Regions from separate parts of the Mus musculus genome. Here region 1 is linked to region 2. Evidence: chromatin loops called from intact Hi-C (ENCODE). Cell type or tissue: left cerebral cortex. All regions are shown on one strand.

Region 1 (8,000 bases), 130 kb after region 2:
ATAATTGATTTCCAAGAAGTAACCCTGGGAACTCTAAGCAACAGGTCAATTCCTTAATAGACTCCTAATGTCATGCAAATTGGGAGGTGGTCAAAAGTAGGGAGTGGTGGGTAATTGAGGAAGTAGGTTACTTCATTTTCCTCAAAGTATGTTTGTTACACATCAATGTAATCCCCTCCAAATACTATTGACATTCTTGAGAAAACTAGATAAAGACAGCCTTAAAATTGATATGAAAGCACAAACACCCGGAATCATCAGGAATCCTGTAGACTAGAAAACTACAAGTATTATAACACCTAATTTCAAGACATACTGTTGAAGTGTTATAACCCAAATAAGCTGCTATTGGCTAAAGAAAATCACACAGACCAATTGAATAGAAGAGATGCCAGAAATGAACCAATGTGTATATAGTCAGCTGATTTCCAACAGAAGTGTTAAAGTCAAATATTTAAGAAACTCTTAGGCTGGGCAGTGTTGCCGAATGCCTTTAATCCAGCACTTGGGGGGCAGAGGCAGGCAGATTTCTGAGTTCGAGGCCAGCCTGGTCTACAGAGAGTTCCAGGACAGCCAGGGCTACACAGAGAAACCCTGTCTCGAAAAACCAAAAAAAAAAAAAAAAAAAAAAAAAAGAAAAGAAAAGAAAAGAAAAGAAAAGAAAAGAATCACAACTCTTTTATAAATGGTACGATACATACAAGGAACTTGTATTTCCTCAGTTCAAACTTCACCCAGATTTCCCATTCTATATGAAGCCAACTCTAAATGGTCTACAAACTTAAAGAGAAGATCAGAATGCAGCAGTACTGTTTGTAGAAGACCAAGCATCCAAAACATGAGCCTGTGTGGGTCATATCAGATTTAAATGAGACCAGCGGTTAAACATAATTTTATAATTAAAGATACTAGCTCACTTTATTTCTAGGTAAGATGCCTATATCATAAAATTTCAGCCATTCAATTAGAAAACATAAATCATAGATATTCCCTAAAATAAATAATATCTCACATTTCCCTTTCGTTTGTACGTTTTTAAACACAGCTAGAATAGTGTGTTTGGGACAGAAAATTATTTTTGACATGGTTTATGCTTTCCAGAAATTGTTTCAGCAATAAAAATAAAGAATAGGAGTGAGAACAGTTGGCAAACTAAGAAAACCACCATTGCTAGAAATAGGGGAACTGCAGAGACCATACATTTCTAGACGGAGAAACAAATGGACAACACCAAGATTGCTCTCTGCTAACAAATAGAGTACTGCAACCCTCCCCAGCCTCCTGTGCACTTTCATTATTGTTCCCACCGTGCTTCCTTAATATATATTTGTGGTACAATTATTGTGTTAGTATTTAAGACATTATTACTAACAAGAATGTTTACTTTTTTTTCATTAAGTTTTGCATGGCCTTTTCTTTTTTAAACAGCTCTATAGTGTCAACCCTCCTTGCCCTTATGGATGGATTAGATAATAGAGGTGAAATTGTTGTTATTGGTGCTACAAACAGACTTGACTCTATTGATCCTGCACTCAGGAGACCTGGTCGTTTTGACAGAGAATTTCTTTTCAACCTGCCTGATCAAAGGGTAAGGGGTTTTTGTTGTTGTTGATATGTGTGTGTGTGTGTGTGTGTGTGTGTGTAAGTGTGGTATATGTATGTGTGTGTATATACATGTATACACACATGAACACGTATACACACACACACACACACACACATACACACATGTAACTCGGTTACAAAGCATATACTTTGAAGGTGATACCCCTTGCCACACTTTGCTTTCTTTACTTTCCAGTAGAGGCTACAGCATCTCATGATTCTGTGCCAATGTCTTTGCAGGAAGGACGCATTGGAATTTGGCACTAGCCATGCTACTGCTTCCTGGGCCTAATTTACCTTTCCCTAAATTACTTTGAGTTTGTTTGGTTTGTCCAGGAAGTCACTGTATTGGGTTTTGTTTGTTTGTTTGTTTGTTTTTGGTTTTTCTCTCTCTCTACACGTCAACATATTTCTTGCCCAAGTAGAACTCAGTTTCATCCTGACTATAAATACCTGACTATAAACACCTGACTATAAACATCTCCAATTTTAAGAAGAGCTGTGTGCTTTCTTTGGTTCCAGAGACCTCGCTTATAGCCAGCAAAAATGGCCTTACACTACAGCCTTGCAGACATAGTTGCCTTTTAGAAGTTCTGTTCCCAGCAGGCCCCAGTAACCTGCCCCCAAAGTTCAGCAGCAGAAGCTTTGAAGGTTGTATTTTCACTAATTTTTGCTTATGGGCTATCTTAGTTAATACTTAAAAAATTCTGTGTAGCACTCCTTGTTAATGCTTGCCTGTACTCCTAGCACTTTGGGACTGAAGCATGAGAATTCTAAGGTTGTGGCCAGCTTGGGTTTCATGGTATCTCAGAACAACTGGAATAACAGCAGCCAACTATCTATATGTAATTATTGAACAGTTCATTCTTGTTCTACTAGCAGTCATCACAGTGCTCAAGAATCTCAGGGAAAGGGAACTTCCTGGTCGGGTCTATGCAGATGCCTCTTTGACACTCATACCCTCGTTGACTCCGTTATCACATTTACTTGTTATATGTCTATAGTTGACCAAACTAGGTATTTTCCCCAATAAACTTTTAAAAACATTCATTTTTATTTTATTAGATGAGTATTTTGCCTGCATGTATGTAAGTGTACTGAGTGCATGCCTGGTTCTTGCGGAGGCCAGAAGAGGGTACTGGATCCCCTAAAATTGAAGTTACAGATGGAGCATCCAGGGCTGAGCCAGCTCTACAGCCACCCTCCCTAAAACTATGTTCATAAATATCCTGTACTAAAGTTTCATAGTTAACGTATGAAGTCTAGTTAGTTAAAAGCAGTAAATATTGTTCATTATGTTGAGGTATTTAAAAAGTGTCCCCTAGAGACAGAATAATATATGGTTATTTGTTATACAAAATGGCTTTTAGTAAATTATAAAAAGTTCTTTCCTTCATAGTTGTAATTATGTTTTTGTGTTAATTTATTTCTTAAATTTCCACGGAGAACTCATATTACAGAGGATACACTAGGAATGTATATCGCTGTCTGTGAAATGCCTGGTCTACATACAGAGAGCAGATGTGGAGATTAGGAGTGCCAGCCAATCTTACCTTTTGTAGGCTATTTTGATGCCTCAGTTGCTGTCTGCCAGCATAACTACTTGTCATTGACTTAGATTTGGATCCACACACGAATCGAAAGGCTTCAGAATGCTACCTATATAGCCTCTCTTGCTCTTTTACAAGTATTTTAAATTTATTCTTTGATAATTTCATAATTGTATATAATATGTTTTGATCATATCCACCCACAATTTTCTTCCTTCAGATTGTCCTGGATCCTCCCTCAGTAGCATCCCTTTTCTTTTCTACTTTGCGTTCTCCCCACCCCTTTAAAACACTATCTCATTGGGTCTACTTAGTGCTGTGCATATACACATAATAAATGGGTTTGGGGCCATTCACTGAAACATGGCAATCTACCAGTGTCCATGCCCCCAATAGCTTCTCAATCAGGTGTGGGGCTTTCTGCAGCCCTCTTTTATTCTTTGCCTTTCTTGTGCCAGTAATGACTGCTGCTGTGACTTCATGAATTCAGTAGCCTCACCATATCAGGATGTAGCATTCCACAACACTCACCCTCTTCACTCTCCCATCCTGTCTGGCCCTTCTGTGATGTTCCCTGAGCCTTGGGATATAGTCTCACTTTCATTGCTCAGGTGCAGCTACCACAACAGTTCAGGGCCCAGAGGTCAATTTAGTTGTAGGAGATATGGGTACATTCTGTTTTGATACAGAGAATTATCAGTTTGTGATTTCCAACAACAGGCTAAGCCCAGGGTTGCGGCCCTACCAGTTCATGGGGATATGTTTTCTTCATAGAGACATTGCCAGTGTTCTTCGGCCTGGCTTCTGGAAGAGATCTATGCTGACTTCTGCTCTTTCATAGTATTTAAGTCCATGAGACTAGATGACCTACCTCATCTTCTGTCCTACAGAATAGGCAGTGGGTGAGGAATACAAGAATAGGTAGATGTTCTTGAAGCCAAATGAATAGACCATGCTGTGATCAATTTGCACTTGTAACTGAGAAGAGAAAAAAGTTCAGACATTGTATTTAGCAACACATTTAAGTTACCAGTGATTCTCACTGTGGTTGCATAAATTTCATTAGAAGAAATTGGAGGCAATGTTCAAAAAGTATTGCTGTAAAAGCAGTCTAGGGCTGTTGATGGCTTATGAGAAGAGCACTTGTCGTGGAATTCTGATGACATGAGTTTGATCCCCAGACTCCATAGTTGGAGCAGAGATGATCCCAAGAGTTTTTCTGTGATATAGTGTGTGTGCACACCCCTCCCTACCTCCCACCACTAATAATAAATAAAATAGAAAAGGAGGCATGTAGGAACGTAACATTTAGTTTTAGCTTCTTGTCACACATTAGTGATTCACTATTTAATGTCACTAATGAAGCTTCTTTTTACCTCTTAGAACATGAATTGTCTAAACTCATGAAACAGAGATAAAAGTTGTAGGGTTTTTGTTTCTGTTTTTAAGTTTTCTTTTTATGTATATATGTGAGCACACTGTCACTGTCTTCAGACACACCTGAAGAGGGCATCAGATTCCATTACATGGTTGTGAGCCACCGTGTGGTTGCTGGGAATTGAACTCAGGACCTCTGGAAGAGCAGCCAGTGCTCTTGACTGCTGAACCATCTCTCCAGCCCCCAAAATCTTAGGTTTTATAACAAACAGGTTGATGTGAATGCCAAGGTGTTTAAAATTCTTTTAAAACAGAGAACAGCTTAGTGTGGGGTTACAGTCAGAATTTGTTACAGCAAACCCATGAGAAGTTGGTGCTGTCTTACGCCGCTGTACTCTTCTTCTTAGGCCAGAAAGCACATCTTGCAGATCCACACCAGGGACTGGAACCCAAAACTGTCTGATGCATTTTTAGGAGAATTGGCAGAAAAATGTGTTGGTGAGTGCTCCTATTTGAACTCTTCGCCTGTCTCTGCTTGTCCTACTCCGTGTGCCTTTCCCTTTATGTTGAAATGTGAATGAGTACAGTTGTATGTCTTTAACTGTGTGATAGACGGCTCTGAATTCATATTTAAAAGTTATACAATCGTTTCACTTAAAGTTTCATGGATTGAATTCTCATCATGTGAGGTGTTTGGTGAACAAAGCTTAGAAGTCACATGGGTTTCATTGAATGCTGAACATCCTTCATATTACTACAGTCTCCTCTTAGGAATTATCCCTTCTCAGAAATGTTACTAAGAAAGACAAGCATAAGAGAAAAGGCCCATGTGGATGAGCACTGTGGCCTCCCATGCGTCCTGGATAGAGCTGTCGGGCTCAGCTCTGTTCCTGCAGTCTAGAGAGAGCTGGGTGGGAGGGGCCAGCAAAGAAAATCCTTACTGCTATTTGCCTCAAATATAAAACTTTTCAACTTAATTTAAATACATCACAGTAGAAAAATGTCACCCACAGAATAAATAACCATTGATGTTCTAAGAGGATGAGAGCACTGATAACCACAGGAGATGGAATTCGAGGCTTTCTCTCTTCTAATTAGGTCTGAAATAGGAGGTTAGTAGTAACTGAATGTACACAAAGGAAAGTTCCCTCATTCTTCCTTCTTCCTGGCAAGAGAGCATGCACTAAACCCATTTCATGGTTTTTTTTCCCCATACTCTGCAAAATATAAAAAACAAATAAAAAACTACCTATCTCCATGAATATTTTAAGCATTATGAAGAAATCCCTCAAATAAATCCATTAATGATATCTACTTGGGAAAACTTCAAAGTTACCAAAACCAAAAACATCAACTTAGTTAAAAAAAATTTCATTGTGATCCACTATCAAATAATTAAAACTTAAATAGAACATTAGTCCATTCAGTTAGCTACATCCGAATTATCCTCTTCATCCACAGGGACTTCCATCTCCGAAGCAGCATCCCTCAGCTTTTGAACCACAAAGACCTCGACATCTTCTGGTGAGGAGAAAACGTAAATCTCTCCAGCACTACCCCAATTTAAGCTTTGCCTGGTATAAGAGAGCATGCGCCAGACCCATTTCATGTACATTGGCTTGATCTTTGCAAAGCCTTGTGCTGCTTTATGGGAGAGGGTGGTACTTGGTTAAAACGAAACAAAACAAAACAGAACCCAGTCTTTCCTTTTTGATCCCTCTCCCCTTTATTTATCATATTATGGTATTAGAGTTCAGATCAGACTGGGAGCTTTTGTAGATTTTTCTGTGAATCTGTCACAGGATGAGCCTTAGTTGAAGTTCATAGTTGTCTTCAAGAAGTGAGAAATCCCTAGCTATTCTAAAATAACTTTCTATTACCCTGCCTTTCATCTGAAATGTTACACACTGAAGTTTAATTCTTTATCTTAATATTTGAGTTTCAGTTTTCATATGTGTTTCAAAAGGTCAGTCAGTATTCTGCACTTTTCCAAGTGACTTACTTTAGCATGCAGTTGGTCTTTAAAAGACATTTACAATGTAATTTCTTACTGGACTGAAACTTCTCTTGCTTTTCCTCTTTTTGTGGGGTGGCAGTATGTATGAGATATGTTTATATACCATTGGCTTTTTGGAGAGTTAAATAAAATTCCAGTGAAATTAAATGGTTGTGTGTTCAGTTATGGCATTGATTTCATTTAAGAAACCAGTTCATGTTAAGAATGGTCAAATGCAGATCTTCAAGTAGGAATAGAACTACTGTCCTATTAGAACTACTATTTTAAATTTATTTTGAATATTACTATATACCTCAAATATGTTTTAACATGTATGGTTTCAGTTCAGTGGGATTTATGCCTAACAAAGATTATGCAGTCTTGGTGAATATCTGCAAGGATAGTTGGCCTTTTATAGGCTATGGACTTTGACTTGAGATACCTTGGAGGCTTTTGCATGCATATCAGGTATTCTTTTTAAGTAATAAAGAAATTTCATAAAAAGCTGGTGTCAACATTTATACAAAAAATAGCTTACAATTAATAAAACGGATTATCTAATGTTTTCTGTTTATTTTCAGTGAGAGGCTTAAAACAACGAAAACATGTCTATGAAATATCTGTATTTGGGGCTTTCATTTTGTTTGTAATTTTTCTAAAGAAATCCTCATAAAAATATTGATCCTTTTTTCTAACCTAACCCTTTATAGTTATATTTTCAATCTTTACAAAAATTATAACCTAGCCGGGCGGGGGTGGTGCATGCCTTTAATCCCAGCACTCGGGAGGCAGAGGCAGGCGGATTTCTGAGTTCGAGGCCAGCCTGGTCTACAGAGTGAGTTCCAGGACAGCCAGGGCTACACAGAGAAACCCTGTCTGGAAAAACCAACCAACCAACCAACCAACCAACCAACCAACAAACAAACAAACAAAATTATAACCTAATAGTAACATGAAAGAACCATGTTTCTTCAGTCTGTTGGTGTCCAGTAGAGCATTGTTTAGGAATGGTGAATGTGGGTTTTGAAAAAGGATGCTTTAAAAACAAGAACGTAAACGTTTAACTTTTAAGGTTGTTTCTTCTGTCAGCATCCTCTGTTTCCTAAACTAGAACACTGTGAGAGTACAAGGTGTGCTATCACTTAGAGCAGGACAAGAGCCCCTGAGGGAGGGCCAGTGTTCACCCAGAGCATTGCCGTTCTGGTGTACTGTGTTCAGTGTTTGAATCCAGTGAAGCATATAGAAGCAAGTGAATGGTTCTCAACTTTTTTGTGCATCAGAGGAATTTCTAAATTTTTCTCAAAATACATACTTAAAATTTTAAACTCTCAGAGAGTGACTCACTGTTGTGGAGCCTGGGAGTTTGCATTCATTCTGATGAGTTTTTAAAATTGAGAACCATAGATACAGGCCAGTTAATTTCGCACAAGCAGATAAAGACAATATTGTCTGCTTTTTTTTTTTTGTCTAGT
Region 2 (8,000 bases):
TCCTGAGGATCGCACCTGCGTTTGGGCACACTCGGGCACACTGTGGCACACACACATACACACATTCTACATTGTTATCAGAATTCTTCAAGGTAAACTAGAGCAAATCCAGATGTAACAAAGTGTTGCCTATGAAAACAAGCCTAGAACCACACTTTTTTTTTTTTTTTTCAAAAATTGGTCCCCAGAGTGAGTGAGTCCAAGGTTTCAAGCCTTTAACATATTCATGTGCTCAGGTGCACACAGCTCCTGTCTAGTGAGGGAGGCTCTTCCCTCAATCTCTTCAAACATGAAATTGCAGGGCCACCCTGGGAGATCAAATCCCACATGGAATTCCTAGGATGCTGGGTTATTTATGCAGAGGACTCCGAGCTGGTGAGCTTAGTAGGGTAGAAGCTAACTTCCAAAGTTGCTTAGAGGATTTGTGATAATTTTATTTAAAAAGTAAAACTAGACCTGGTAGTAATCTATATGCACCTGTAATACCAGCAGCCAGGAGGCTGGCTAGGGAGCTCTAGGTCAGCCTGGGCTCTGTCACTCTGTCTAAAGGTTCACCACAGGTCTGGCACGCGCAGTTTGTTCAGGAAGCTGTTATATACATTCTCAGCCACTTGGAAGTCCCCTTTCACTCTTTTTCACCAAGGGCAGTTGGCTTGTGTGTCATTAAAGAACCTCCCACAACACGATGAACAGGAAGACGCCAAGTACAGAGCCTTTATTTTACATATTATTTCCAGAGGGCAGTGCTTAAAGTGAGCAGCCAACAGAAGATAAGAAATGACAGCAAAGGTAACTGGCTCAAGTCCCTCCATGTAACCATGTACAGCACATGTCTGAGCACCTTGTATGTCTGGCTTAAGTGCAGGTAAGGCAATATAGATTGTGCAAACAAGATCTGTGTCCTATGATCAGGAATGGCTACTACATGCATCACACAAAATGTGCAGTCTGAAATGTCTGGATCTGAACTAAGGTTTTCTCAAGCAGAGGTGTGTGGGGATGATTAAATGGCTGACACAGAGAGAGCACGATGGGTAGAGAGGACAGATAATGTGGAGGGGCGGTGGGGTCAGCACACTGATCAAGAGCCCTACATAGGAGGAGCCGTCCCAGTGGCAGAGAGAGCAGGCTAGGACAGAGCAGGGGCCATCTCCAGCCACCTCGATTTCCTTCCTGCCTTCACTCTAAGCTGAGCAGCTCCACGTCAAAGATGAGGGTGGCATTGGGAGGGATGACACCGGGGTGGCCGGTAGCTCCATAGGCCACATCAGGGGTGCAGGTCAGCTTCGCCCTCTGCCCCAAGCTCATCTAGCAGGGATGGGGGCAGATGGGGAGAGGAGAAAGAGGACCCAGCTTGATTTAAAAGAAAAAAGTAAGATAACTATGGCATTTCCCCCAAAACCATCTTTAGGGTAATTCCAAAGATCTGAGATTAATTGTATTGGGGGCACACTAAACTTTAGCTAAGATCTTAAACATGCAGATTCTGTCTCAAAATAGCCCTGACTATAGGGCAGTTAACAGCCACAAAGTAGCCTCAGCCTCATCCAAGCAACCAGTGTTATTGGTTATCCAGCAATGGCATGGCTCAAATGCTTGTGCCTGCTCATAGCTGTTCCTGATCCTCTTCAGAGGTAGCCTTTGAGGAATGTATTTGTGACAGGAACAGTTAAGATTCGGTGACTTAAGGCCACATCAAGGTGATAGAGGCAGAGCTACAGGAATGAAACATCTTCTGACTTTCTGAGGGAGAGCTGGAGCCACGGCCCACCAGCACTGTCAACCCACTGGACATCGCTAGGAAGAGAGCTGTGAGGTTTGAGTTTCAAAGAATACCAAAAATCGGAGTTGACTGGCTAATGTTGTATTGATGTTAATATTCTACTTCAATTACTGCATCACTGCAGTGTGGTTATATAGGTTAACATTTGGTGAAAATTATATAGAATATTTTTATGTCTGGAATAGCTTTAAAACTGTAAAAAGCAAACCCCAAAGCACTTCTTGGCTTATCCATCTCTAGCTCTTCTTAGCTCAGACAGCTTGTTGGCTTTTTCAGCCTGCTCAAGCAATCCTAGGAGGAATGCCTGGGGTGAGACATGTCAGTCACAGAAGAGGAGAAGGACAGAGCCAGGCTGAGCACTAGGAGGTGTTAAGACAGCATGAGAGATGTCTGTTTCAGGGCCTCCTAAAACCCACTTAGTTGAGTCCTCAGCCTCCTTAAAACCTTTAGTATCCATCCTTAGCCTACCTGGGCAGTGCCTTCTTCAAAGCCTTTGATGACTTCCTGTTTGCCAATTCTGAACTTGAAAGGTTTGTTTCTGTCTCTGGATGAATCAAATTTCTTGCCATTTTGAAGCATTCCTATCCAAGTAAGAAGAGGGCAGAAAAGAGCCCTGGGTATGAGTAAACCAGCAGTTAGACCCAGCATGTCTAAACACAACTCCTCTTCTACACAAACCCACTCTTCTTCGCCCCTCCCATCAGCCCTGCTGTCAAGCAGGAAGCCTGGACCCATCTCTCTGCCTCACCCCTAAGTCTTACATCTCTTTGGAATCCAGCTTCAGTTTCTGCTACTGGCACCTGTGGTGTCATGGCGTCACCTCCACTGCTCACCTGTGGACTGGACCAGCCTCCAAACTGTCGAGTCTACTCCTCACCAGTCTTCCTCTCTCTAGGTGGGCAGATTTTCCTTTTCCCCACAATTCTGATCATATTTCCTTCCCTGCTTAGAAAACTTCAATAGCTCCCAGAGCAGAATCCAAAAGCCCAAGGCTAACAATGCCTGCCTTCAAGTTCTCTCTCCCCTCATACCCCCTCTCCCTACCTATTCAGAGCACACCATTCTCAAGTTCCTCCATACCTGCTAAACCTTTCACATTACTTTCAGGCTGTAGCCCAGGCTAGCCTGGAGTTCAGTATGTAGTCTGGCTGGCCTCGAACTTGCAGGAGTTTCCAGGTGCCAAATCTCAGGTGTGAGACACCACACCCAGTTAGACAGGGTTTTGACATCAGCACTAACACTGTGTGATCTTGGAGAAATAGGCCTCATATTTTCCACATTTAACACATCTAGCTTTGCCAGCTTACAAGTATCTGAGCATCTATTATTTTACTTCTGAATTCCTACAACTTCAATGTGTACTAGGGAGTCTTATTTACCTACCTTCTGGGTAGAATAGATTGGGCTCCTGCCCTGAGTTCTAAATGTGGCAAAGGAAAAATCCTTCTGGCTACCCAGAGATACACACAGATGGATGCTACAGAGATCAAACACAAACTCATGCATATACACAGTTGCTAAGATAGTCACATTCACAGAGATATTTATGCATGCTCACAAGCATTTACACACAGACACACAGGAGAGAAGCCCTGATGGTCAAACAGATGCTTAGAAAATATTTAGATCGACAGACCTACATATATTCATACAGATAGGCCCTTGGACAAATGTATGCTTGAATATGTGCACATGCACAGTCCATTTATAGACTGCCTTTCCCATTTCCCCAATGCCTTCAGCTTTCATAAAGTTGGATCTACTGGAAACTGTGTAACAGCTATCTGAGGCTGTGATTTCAGACAAAGCTACATAATCCAGAAACAGGCCTACATAAATATGTTGACTTCTTTTGCAAAGATGTTTCTTTAATACAACAAGTAAAGGATGGCTTTTTGGATTAACATTGCTGGATTGAACCTATATCCACATTGGGGAAAAACTGAACTTAAACCTCTAGCACCTCTAAACATAAGAATCAATTCTAGATGAATCCTAGACCTAAATATGAATAATAAAATAAAAATAATAAGGGAGTAGTAGGCATCCTACCATTCAGAATTTCTACAAAGTAGCTAGGCATGATGGTATGCACTGTAATCCCAAGATTCAGCTGGACGCAGGAGGACCAGGAGTTCAAGGCTAGCCTTGACTATAGGACAAATTCAAAGCCAACCTCAGTCACCTGGGACCGTGTCTCAAATAACAAAACAATAAAAAAAAGAAAAGAAAACGAAACACCACCACCACCATTTCTACTATGTGATAAATAAACATGAATACACGAGTATCTTCACAATAGAGTGAAAGACTCCTTTAAGTGAACACAGAAAAGTATGTAAGCGTGAAGACTGACTAGTATGACATCACTACGAAAAATGAAGAACTTCTGCTCAAAGGATACTATTAAAAGACTAATGGCAAGGCCAGAGGACCTTGCCAAGGTCCTGCAGAGGACCTCAGTTCAATTCCTGCCACCACACGGCAGTTCTCAACTGTTTGTAATTCCAGTTTCAGAGGATCTAATGTCCTCTTCCAGCCTAAGCAGGACTAGACACACAAACTCACTATGCAGCCAAGGTTGGCCTTGAACTTTGGATCCTCTTCTTCCCACTCCCAAGTGACGGGATTATAGGCGTGGGCCAGCAGCCCAGCTTATATTTACTTCTTTAAAAGGTTACTAGAAGCTTCCTAAACACAGTCTCCTGCTGTATTTGACAAGACAAGGTCTCCAAAAGCAGAGCCACTTGTAAGCTGATTCCTTTAACACACCCTGCCTGCTCAGTGCATACAGTGTCGGGAAACTCTGCAGAAGGATCTTTGGTTTCATTAACTGGATAAACAATGGTCTGCCCACAACACGTAGAACAGATAAATCAATTACCCTGGTCGGAGGCTCCAGAGGCCCCAGGGCAATTAGGCCACATCACTAGGAGGTAAAACAGCCCTCCTGTGCTGACATCAGCGGCTGGAGATACAACTGTTAAAAAAACCAGCCATGTCATCTGCTAGAACCAATCTGGTGCTTCACACTGGCCTAGAGAACTGCTAAAAATGGCCCCATCTGAATATGTCCCAGGAATTAAGCTGGCCTTGCTGTATGCTAAATGGCTGTCACCCATAGAGTTTGCCACATTAGGAAGCGAGTCACAAGGCAGAGAACTCACACCTCTTAGAGCAAACACCTGCCAGTAATCTTCCTGCCAGCAGTCCTAAAGAACTCATCTAGAATGTTCCTGGGGGCCGGGAGGAGGGAGATGGCTCAGCATTTAAGAGCACTTGTTGCTTTCCCCAAAGCACCCCACTTCAGTTCCCAGCACCCACATGGTGGATCATAAACATCCAGAACTCCAGTACCAGGGGATCCGACATCTCTCACCTCCACCAGGCACACATGCGGCACACATGCAGCCAAAGCATCCATACACATAAGATAAACTAAATAAGTATAGACTGTCCCTTGGTCCCTGGGTCTTCAAACACATCATTCAAGAAGGGACAGTAGACTTGGAGCAACTACCTCTGGATTCTCCCAGCACCTGGAGACAATGCAGCCACTAACCCCATCCCTCTCACTGCAGTGGAGGTGGGAAGGCACAAAAGAGGAAAAATAGGATAAAAGGGGATTTTGAGGGTGCTCAGACCTTCCAGAATAAGTCTGAAACATCAGACAGGAAAAGAAAGTTCAGAGTAACAGGTAGTAAAACTGGAGGTGTTTGACTTTCTCGGAGGCTGGTACCATAGGTGGTCTTTGTGGGTAAGGAAAAAGTAAAAGTGGTCATGGGCAACTTTGGGCTTTGAGGGCAATCCATGGACAAGATCCTCTTGAGGAAGCTTATAGGACAGCCCTGCCTTGGGAGGGGCAGGCCTGGGCCAGTGCTGAGAGAATGAAACCTACCTGTGTAGTGCACCACACATATCTGACCCTTCTTAGGGAATGTCCTTCCTGTTAGGAGAGATTAAAGCAGATGAAACGTTAGGTATTAGAAAAGCTCACCAAGATGGGCGGCGGTGGTGGCCTTTAATCCCAGCACTGAGGAGGCAGAGGCAGGCGGATCTCTGTGTATTTGAGGCCAGCCTGGTCTACATAGTGAGTTCCAGGACAACCAAGGCTATAGAGAGACCTTGTCAAAACAAAACTAACAAAACAAAACAAAACCAAAAAGCCAACCAACCAACAAACCCAAACTAATAATGTCTCCTTTCTGGTTTGTATTTGAACTTGATGCTACTGGTCTCAATTTCCTAGTCTAAAATTACTCCCTTACTTTCATCTATTTTACAAGTGTTCAGGAATAGCCTACTACGTGCTAGACCAGAATCATGAATAGCCTACTGTGTGTCAGATGACCAGAGACAGAGAGTAATATATGAACCCGTGAAGAAGAGAAGCACAAACCTAAATCTCAGATTGCTATAGAGTCATGATTACATCAAAGATGAATATCATTAACAAGAAATCAATAATGACCAGGCCTGTGCCCTCATATCAGAGATACATCGGAGAACAATAAAGACAGGAGCCCTGCTCTTCTAGGGTCTACCTTCTTTCTTTTGTGTACATGGGATGGTCATGTGGGGTGCAATGGAGTGGGGTGTGTGTGTGTGTATGTCACACCTAGCTTTTTTGGATGAGTGAGGAGATTCAGGCTCAAGTCTTCATGCATAGCTAGAGCTCTTAGCCACTGAGCCATTTCTCTGGTTTACATTCTAATGGAAGGAGACAATGCTCACATAAATATGATCATTACAGATGGTGATAAATCCTTTAAAGAAAATGAACACTGATGAATTTCAGAGAGACACAGAGAGCTGGCAATTTCAGAAAGGGTGAGCCAGGAAGGCATTTTGAAGAAGATGAGGTTTGAGCTGCTGCTTAAGAAGGAACCAACTCAAAAGACCATGAAGCAGGAAAAGATTGGTGCACTTTCAGAATAGGAAGGAAGAGGGTGAGATGGAGGAGAGGAACATGACAGTGATGCACCACGCAGCGTGCAGAGATGGGTCCCATACTAAATGCAATTGGAAACCACTGATGGGTTTAAAAGCATGGAAATGACCTAATCTGAATTAAGATTTTATAAGATCACTCTAGCTCCCGAGTGTGGGATGGATGGTTAGACATCTGTTGCTATAGTCTAGACAAGAAATCAATGGTTGCATGAATTAGCAGAGAAGAGAGTGAAATAGATTAGAGATACGTTTTGGAAGCAGGGCTGACAAGGGCATGCAAGTGGATGAGAGGAAGGAGCCCACTCCCCATCTCACCATTGAATGGTGGGAAAGGATTAGGGTTTGGGTAACCGGAAGGTGGTAGAGCTGTTCTGAGAGATGAGAAAACTGGAAAGGAACAGATTTGTGAGGGTGGCAATCTTGAGCTGCCCATTAGACATGCAAGTTTTTACTGCACAGAGGCAGATGCAGAGCCAACCCTGGATAAACAAACTGGGTGGAATAGAAAGCTATGAGACTGGATTAGGAGCTTGGGAACATAACAACACAGTCAGCGGTTAGTGGACTGTAGGAGCCTACCAAAGGAAGCCAGAGAAAGCCCCACAGAAAACAGTTAAATTGGCTGTTAAAAGATGGGTGGGCGTCTGTCTGGAGAAGTAAAGGGACCTGGGAAATAGAATTAGTTGTAAGACATGCTCGAAACCTGGAATCCAGAGTTGGGATGTAGCTCATGTACAGCAGGTGCCTAGCAAGCACAAGGGTTCCACCAGGAAACACACAAATCCTTAGGGTCCTAGAGTCCAGTCACAGTGAGAGCCCATTGGTTCCATCCTGTAACCCTAGGTCCAGCACACAGTGTACACGTTCCATAAATATCTGCTAAATGAGTGGTTTGTTTAACAACTCACAAGTGGCTTGGTGAAGTTGGTTGTGGATGCATGGATAGTAAGTATCGAAAGAGGAAGTGCCAGTGTGGATCCCTCCCGCCCTAGCAATCACCAAGAGGGCAGCTGCTTGCAGAAGTAGGGGGAAGAGTCTTTTAATGATTTTCTTCCTGAGGGAGGGGCCCTTAAAGCTCTGCATTTTAGGGGACCTGTGAGAAAAATGAGGGGACTGAGAACGGAAGTCAAATGGAAGGCGGGGAGAACGAAGATGGGGAGACAGCTCAGAGGCTGTGTGGGTGACAAGGCCTGGGAAGAAACGTGTATCTGCAAGGAGTGATCTGGGCAGTATCGGGTACTTCCAGGAAGCCCTCGGTTTGTAA

The links. Hi-C counts contacts between places; a loop is a spot of excess contacts. Peaks named below come from ENCODE experiments on the same cell type or tissue, not always from the same donor. Only the 100,000 strongest peaks of a DNase experiment are listed, where the experiment ranks them.
Region 1: a loop joins it to region 2, with 2.8 times the contacts of the local background. A loop is called at or near these places in 2 of 42 quality-filtered maps.

Annotation. Positions count from the first base shown.
Region 1 is chr12:4,964,413-4,972,412 of GRCm38, forward strand. It overlaps Atad2b (ATPase family, AAA domain containing 2B), which reads left to right. Exons shown (of 28, transcript NM_001362349.1): 14 at 1,429-1,588; 15 at 4,940-5,030. Among named protein-coding and RNA genes, the nearest start is that of Atad2b, 51 kb to the left of the region's middle. In left cerebral cortex, no CTCF peak of the experiment used is centred here; a DNase peak (open chromatin) is centred at 7,804.
Region 2 is chr12:4,832,488-4,840,487 of GRCm38, forward strand. Fkbp1b (FK506 binding protein 1b) reads right to left here. Exons shown (of 4, transcript NM_016863.4): 2 at 5,682-5,729; 3 at 2,252-2,364; 4 at 689-1,308. The coding sequence ends at 1,180. Among named protein-coding and RNA genes, the nearest start is that of Fkbp1b, 5.1 kb to the right of the region's middle. In left cerebral cortex, no CTCF peak of the experiment used is centred here; DNase peaks (open chromatin) are centred at 3,380, 4,868, 7,260 and 7,668.